Linked DNA regions of Homo sapiens: region 2 is linked to region 1. Evidence: read pairs that join two places in POLR2A ChIA-PET (ENCODE). Cell type or tissue: Caco-2. All regions are shown on one strand. Links, peaks and the distances in the headings refer to the core of each region. The heading gives the core; the rest is flanking DNA.

What was found. ChIA-PET counts read pairs that join two places held together with the same protein. Peaks named below come from ENCODE experiments on the same cell type or tissue, not always from the same donor. Only the 100,000 strongest peaks of a DNase experiment are listed, where the experiment ranks them.
Region 2: POLR2A ChIA-PET joins it to region 1 with 5 read pairs; 3 of 35 experiments call an interaction of 5 or more read pairs at or near these places.

The regions. Positions count from the first base shown.
Region 1 is chr1:17,679,524-17,682,432 of GRCh38, forward strand. All of the region lies in intron 26 of ARHGEF10L (Rho guanine nucleotide exchange factor 10 like), which reads left to right. Among named protein-coding and RNA genes, the nearest start is that of LINC02810, 37 kb to the right of the region's middle. In Caco-2, for the core only: no CTCF peak of the experiment used is centred there; no DNase peak of the experiment used is centred there.
Region 2 is chr1:17,753,654-17,756,562 of GRCh38, forward strand. It overlaps ACTL8 (actin like 8), which reads left to right and starts at 1,680. Exons shown (of 3, transcript NM_030812.3): 1 at 1,680-1,851. In Caco-2, for the core only: a CTCF peak has its summit at 1,620 (motif pointing right); a DNase peak (open chromatin) is centred at 1,668; H3K4me3 peaks cover 1,029 bases.

The DNA of each region.
Region 1 (2,909 bases), core at 192-2,691:
CCTAGGTTTGAATTTGGCTTTCCTCCCATGTCCTAAGCAGCGCGACTTTGCACATCATTTAGCCTGTCAGTTTGTTTCCTCAGCGGTAAAGTGTTGATAAGAATGAGATAAAGACAGGGAAGGGAGTTGTGCTAATTGCCTGTAGAAGATGGCCCTTCCACATGCTCAGTGCAGCCGTGCAGAGCGGACGTGACCCCGGGTCTGAATTCGCAGCCCTGCCCTTTGCTGGCGGGGTGGCCCTGCACAGGTCATTTCTTGTGCCCTAGCTATGGGATGAGGATGGAATGGTGGCACCCACCTGCCAGGTGTCTGTGGGGATTAAAGGGAGGCAGAGTAGGTGAGGTGCTTGCAGGTGATCGTGGGTGATCTCTGGGCCCACGACTGTGTCTCCCAGGGCCAGCTCGGTGGTGACTGGGCCGGGAATGGGTGGCACAGCCCCTTCATGCTCACATTCAGCTCTGGTGCTCAGCGTTGAGAGTCCCCCATGAGACCCTCGGAGGACAGCATGTGAGCTTGGAGCGAGGTGCACGCTTCTGCCCCGCCTTGCCCCACCCTGCCCCTGCCCCTGCCCTGCCCTGCCCCTGCCCATCTGGGCCACCCGGGGTTGGTTCGCTCTCTTTTCATAGAGTCTCCGTGAGGTGGGACGCTGCGCGCACAGTGCCCAGTCAGGCATTGGAAAGTCCTGACACACGGTGGGTACCTGTAAAGTAGAAGCCCCACCAGCATCCTGCTGTTTCCTCAGGAGCTGGCAGCCCCTGAGAGCCCCTGTGCCCAGCGAGCCTTCCGGCCCCTTGGCGACATCTCAGCTCTAATGACTTTGAGTGCTGAGCTGCTCACCCTGGGAATTTATGGAAACCATGCACAGAAGCGTCACCTGGAGGCACATAAATATTGTAGGACTGGAGGTTGGGCTGTGTCAGCACTATTTGGAGCAGTATCACCCACCTGAAACTGACTGTGTGGGCGCCTGTAGCGGGTGGATGGGGGGCTGCAGGGAGGGGCTCCGTGGGCAGGCTCAGGACACACAGGTTTGTCTCAGCTCACCTGGGTTCATTCCAGGTCACAGTGCGCCAATGCTCTCCCTGGAATCCTCACCGTGCCCCAGAGGCGTGTTCTCTTTTTGTCCCCGTGTACAGATGACAGAGGAGACTGAGTCACTGGGTAGTGGGGATCTGGGAGCTGGAGGAGGCGGGCACAACCCCTCCCCTCCAACTGCCAGCTTTTTTTTTTTTTTTTTAAATTACTTTGCCTTTTCTCCCATAACTTTTTTTTTTTTTGGAGACGGAGTTTCACTCTGTTGCTCAGGCTGAATTGCAGTGGCGTGATCTCGGCTCACTGCAATTTCTGCCTCCCGGGTTCAAGCGATTCTCCTGCTTCAGCCTCCCAAGTAGCTGGGATTACAAGTGCCCACCACCATGCCCAGATAAGTTTTGTAATTTTAGTAGAGACATGTTGGCCAGGCTGGTCTTGAACTGCTGACCTCAAGTGATCCACCCATCTTAGCCTCCCAAAGTGCTGGGATTACAGGCGTGAGCCACTACGCCTGGTCCCCCATAACTTTTTACTTTGAAAAATTTCAAACTACAGGAAAGGTGAGAGAATAATACAATACACAGATATTCTTCACCCAGGTAACTGTTAACATGTTGCTACAATCTTCCCCCATATTATACATGCACAGAGACATACACCCACTTTTAAAAAAGTCAGTTGCAGGCATCATTACCCTTTACCCCTAAATACTTCGGCATGTCTCTTCAACGTAACTGCATGGCATATCACACCCAGGAATTTAGGTCTATGCACTGATGCTATCTAAATACTGTCCAGGTACAGGTTTTCCCAGTTGTCCCCAAAATATCTTTCAGAGCTACTCCCCCAAATGCCATCCAGGATCCAGCCTGAAATCACAGGCAGCCTTTGGTTTTCATGTCTCTTAAGTCTCCTTTTAATCTAGAATAATCCCTTTGCTTTTTTGTTTTCTTCATGATATTGACTTTGTTGACAAGTCCAAGCCAGCGTCTCATAGAAGTTCCACAGTCTGGAATTGCCTGGTTATTTCCTCCCAATGAGCTGCCAGTGTTCGGCCAGGTGCTGTGGGGCTGGGGGTCAGGGGAGCCCTACACCTCCCACAGCAGTCCTCGGGGAGGAAGAAGAGCAGCTGGCCCCGTCCTGATCACTTGGTTAGGGTAGCGTCGGCTGGATCTCTCCTTCTAAAGGTGCTGGTTTCCCTTTGTGATTACTCAGTCACCTTTGGGTGATTCTTGGAGACTGTGTGAATATCCAGTTCCTCCACAAACTTTCCCCCTGGGGCTTTGTCATCCATGGGTGATCCTTGGTGATTGCTAATTCACCATTGTCTAATTCTGCCTTGCCTTCTGCATTGACTAGTTGTCACTAGTTACAGAGATTCACCTGACCCCACTCCACACCCTGCCCTTACTATCACTACAAATTCCTAGATTTAAAAAAAAAAAATCCAGCGTGCTCTAATCAGGACCATCATTATTATTTTTGATGTTCACATTGTCTTGAATTTGGCCAGCGGGGACCCCTTCGTGTTGGCTCCTGGGTCCTTTGGACACATCCCCATTGTTCTTTGAGCCCTTCCTTGCTTTTCATCTGTGAGAAGTTCTAGGCATTTCTCCAGGGCACCCTGGCTAGAGTCACTGCCTTCAGGCTCTTTCAGTGGACAGGGCCAGGGAAGAACTCTCGAGTTGGGGTTCGTTTTGATACCTCTGATTTAGATTTGAGATCCTGGAGTCTACCCTCGTCTCTCCCATTCCACACCGGACTCTCTTCTCTCTGTGCAAACCCTGGTTCCCAATAACATCAGTGTATCTCAGTCCCACCACATAGGTTCAGAATCACTGTGCCTGCCCCACCACCTCCAAGCCTGCCAAGGAAGT
Region 2 (2,909 bases), core at 172-2,671, 74 kb after region 1:
TTGGGGGAACCATCAGAAATTTGCTGTGAGGGAGCAAAAAGAATGTGTGATTCATGTGTGCACTTATTTATTCAACAATATTTGTTTACCCACTGTATTAGTCTGTTCTCATGCTGCTAATAAAGACATACTCAAATCTGGGTAATTTATAAAGGAAAGAGGTTTAATGGATTCACAGTTCCACTTGGCTGGGGAGGCCTCACAATCAAGGTGGAAGGCAAAGGAGGGGCAAAGTCACGTCTTACGTGGCGGCAGGCAAAAAGCTTGTGCAGGGGAACTCCCGTTTATAAAACCATCAGATCTCGTAAGACTTATTCACTATCATGAGAACAGTATGGGGCAAACAGCCCCCATGATTCAATGATCTCCACCTGGCCCCACCCTTGACACGTGGGGATTATTAAAATACAAGGTGAGATTTGGGTGAGGACACAAAGCCAAACCATATCACCCACTGTGTACAGGTAGTACACAGTGACTGGATTTGAAACCAAGTTTGGGGGCTAATTTTTAAAAATTGAGGTATAATTTATCTACAATGCAACACACAGATCTTAGTGTTCAGTATGATGAATTTTTACAAATGTATACAGCACCCCAATTGCAATAGAGAGTATTTCCATTGCCCTAGAAAATTCCATTGTGCCCTCTTCCAGCTAAATACACCCATCTCCACCTGTTTTTTTTTTTTTAATTTCTGTCACTGTAGGTTGCTTTGCCTGTTCTTGAACTTCTGTGAACAAATGTGAACCTGAAAGGGCCAGACCTTCAAGATGGATCCTGAGTGGCTAAGTGGGCTAGGCTCCGCTGTTCTTGCTTGTAATCCCATCACTTTGGTAGGCCAGGGTGGGCGGATCACTTGAGCCCCTGAGTTTACGACCAGACTGGGCAACATACCAAGACCCTGTTCTCTACAAAATAAATAAATACTACCCCCCCCCCAAATAAGAATGGGTAAGTGGGCCTAAATTTAAAATAGAATGAAGCAGCCACTTGCTGACTATGGTTACACAACTACCCTGACTTCCCCAGAAAACCTGCACCTTTTTATCTTTGGTACTTTCTCAGCTCACCTGAACCAACCAATCAGGGCTCAAGTGTATAAACCAATCAGGGTTTGGCTGTATCAACCAATGAGAGCTCAGCTATATTGACCAATCAGAACTAAGCAAGTTTCAATCCTTCATTTGCACATCTTGATCTGATTGGGAACCTGGGCAGGAACTTTTGCGCAAAACTTGATGCTTCCCTCATTCTTGGGAACTCCCCTTCATTTTCCAGTGGAGGGTGCATCTCCAAGTTTGCAAACTGTTTTCTGTACTAAAGTCTCTTTCCTCTAAATTTCTTTTCAGAGAATTTTGTGCATAATGTAAATGGAAACTTACAGATTGTGCTGCTTTGCGTCTGGTTTCTTTTACTCAGCATAATACGTATATGATTAATGCATTTGTTTTATGTATCAGTAGTTATTTTCTTTTTCACTGCTGATATTTCATTGTTGCTGGTTGTCAAATTATTGCCTCTCCGCTCCACATTCACCCTTCTTGCCTGCTTGGTAAAAATGGATCTGGGCCCTTTAAATTTTCTCCCTGGCCAGCAGGCATGCTGGGCTTTGCCAGTAGAGGGCGCTGGGGAGCCCCAGCAGCGGGGAGGTTCCGCTTCCTGCTTGCCACGTGCTCACAGAGTAGGCTGCGGCACCACGTGCAGCCGCTCTCGTGCAGGCGTTTGCAGTGTGCAGCTGAGTTCGGCAGCTCACACAGCACCCCTTTCAAGTTGTTTTGCAGTGGGTGCCTCTTGTGAGACACTGTTTCTGAGAGCAGCTTTTGTGGCATCTTACAGGGCAGATTTCTGGTACGTTCTAAAAGTTGAATTTCTAACTTTGGCTGGTTGTGGCCCCTGACTGTTTTTTTTTTTTTTTTTGTCCTTCCTGTGGCACAGCCATGCCCTCTTAAGCAAGGCCTGGCTGTCAGCCCCCAAGGGTTTGTGTGTGGGGCACTTCTTTGTGGGGTTGGGGAGTGACAGGCTCTACCTCAGACCAAGGGCTTTTCCTTAGGGACTTGATTTCAGCTTTTGGAGGAGACTCTTCCATAGCGGCTGTACCTCAGCCACATGTGTGGGACTGGGGGCCCTTCCTTGGGGGCCCAAGCTTAGCCCCTTGTGGGGGCACCGCCTGGAGGGGGTTATCTCAGCCTGGTGGAGGGTCCCTTCCCTGGGGTGAGGGGCTCTTTCTGGAGGTCTCTATCTCAGCCTGATATGGGGGTCTCTTTTTGGGGCTCTATTTCAGTCCTGGGGTGGGGGGCTGTTCCTTGGGGGCTCCACGTCAGCCCTGGGAGGGCTCTTTTTTTGAGGACGTTTACTCTGTCACAGGTGGCAGGAGGGTGTCTCTTCGGGACTCTACCGCAGCCCTCAGGGGCTTTTTCTTTGTGGACTTTATTTCAGCCTTCGGAGGGGACTCTTCCTTGGGGGATCAATCACAGCCCTGGGTAGGGGGCCCCTTCCTTGGTAGCTCTGGGAGCTCTTCTTTGGGGCTCTATCTTATCCCTTGAATAGGGGCTCTTCCCAGGGGGCCTCAGCCCTGGGGGCCTCTTCTTGGGAACTTTTTTTTAAACCTCTAGTGGGGGACTTATCTTTGGGGAACCTATGAAAGCCCCCAGGGGCTCTTTCTTGGGGACTCTACCTTGGCCTTGAGGGGTTCTTCCTTGAGAGCTTTGTCCAGCTCTGGTTTGGGGGATTCTTAGCGGGGGGTTGTTTATCACAGCTCTGGATGGGGTCTGGTCTTCAGAGACTCCATCTCAGCTCTGTGGGTTGTGGTTGCTCCTTGCGTCTGCTGTTTCTGTATTAATTATCGTTCTCTTTACTCCTTATCAGTCAATTTCTTGTTAATTCAGTTCTCTATTATAAGTTAATAA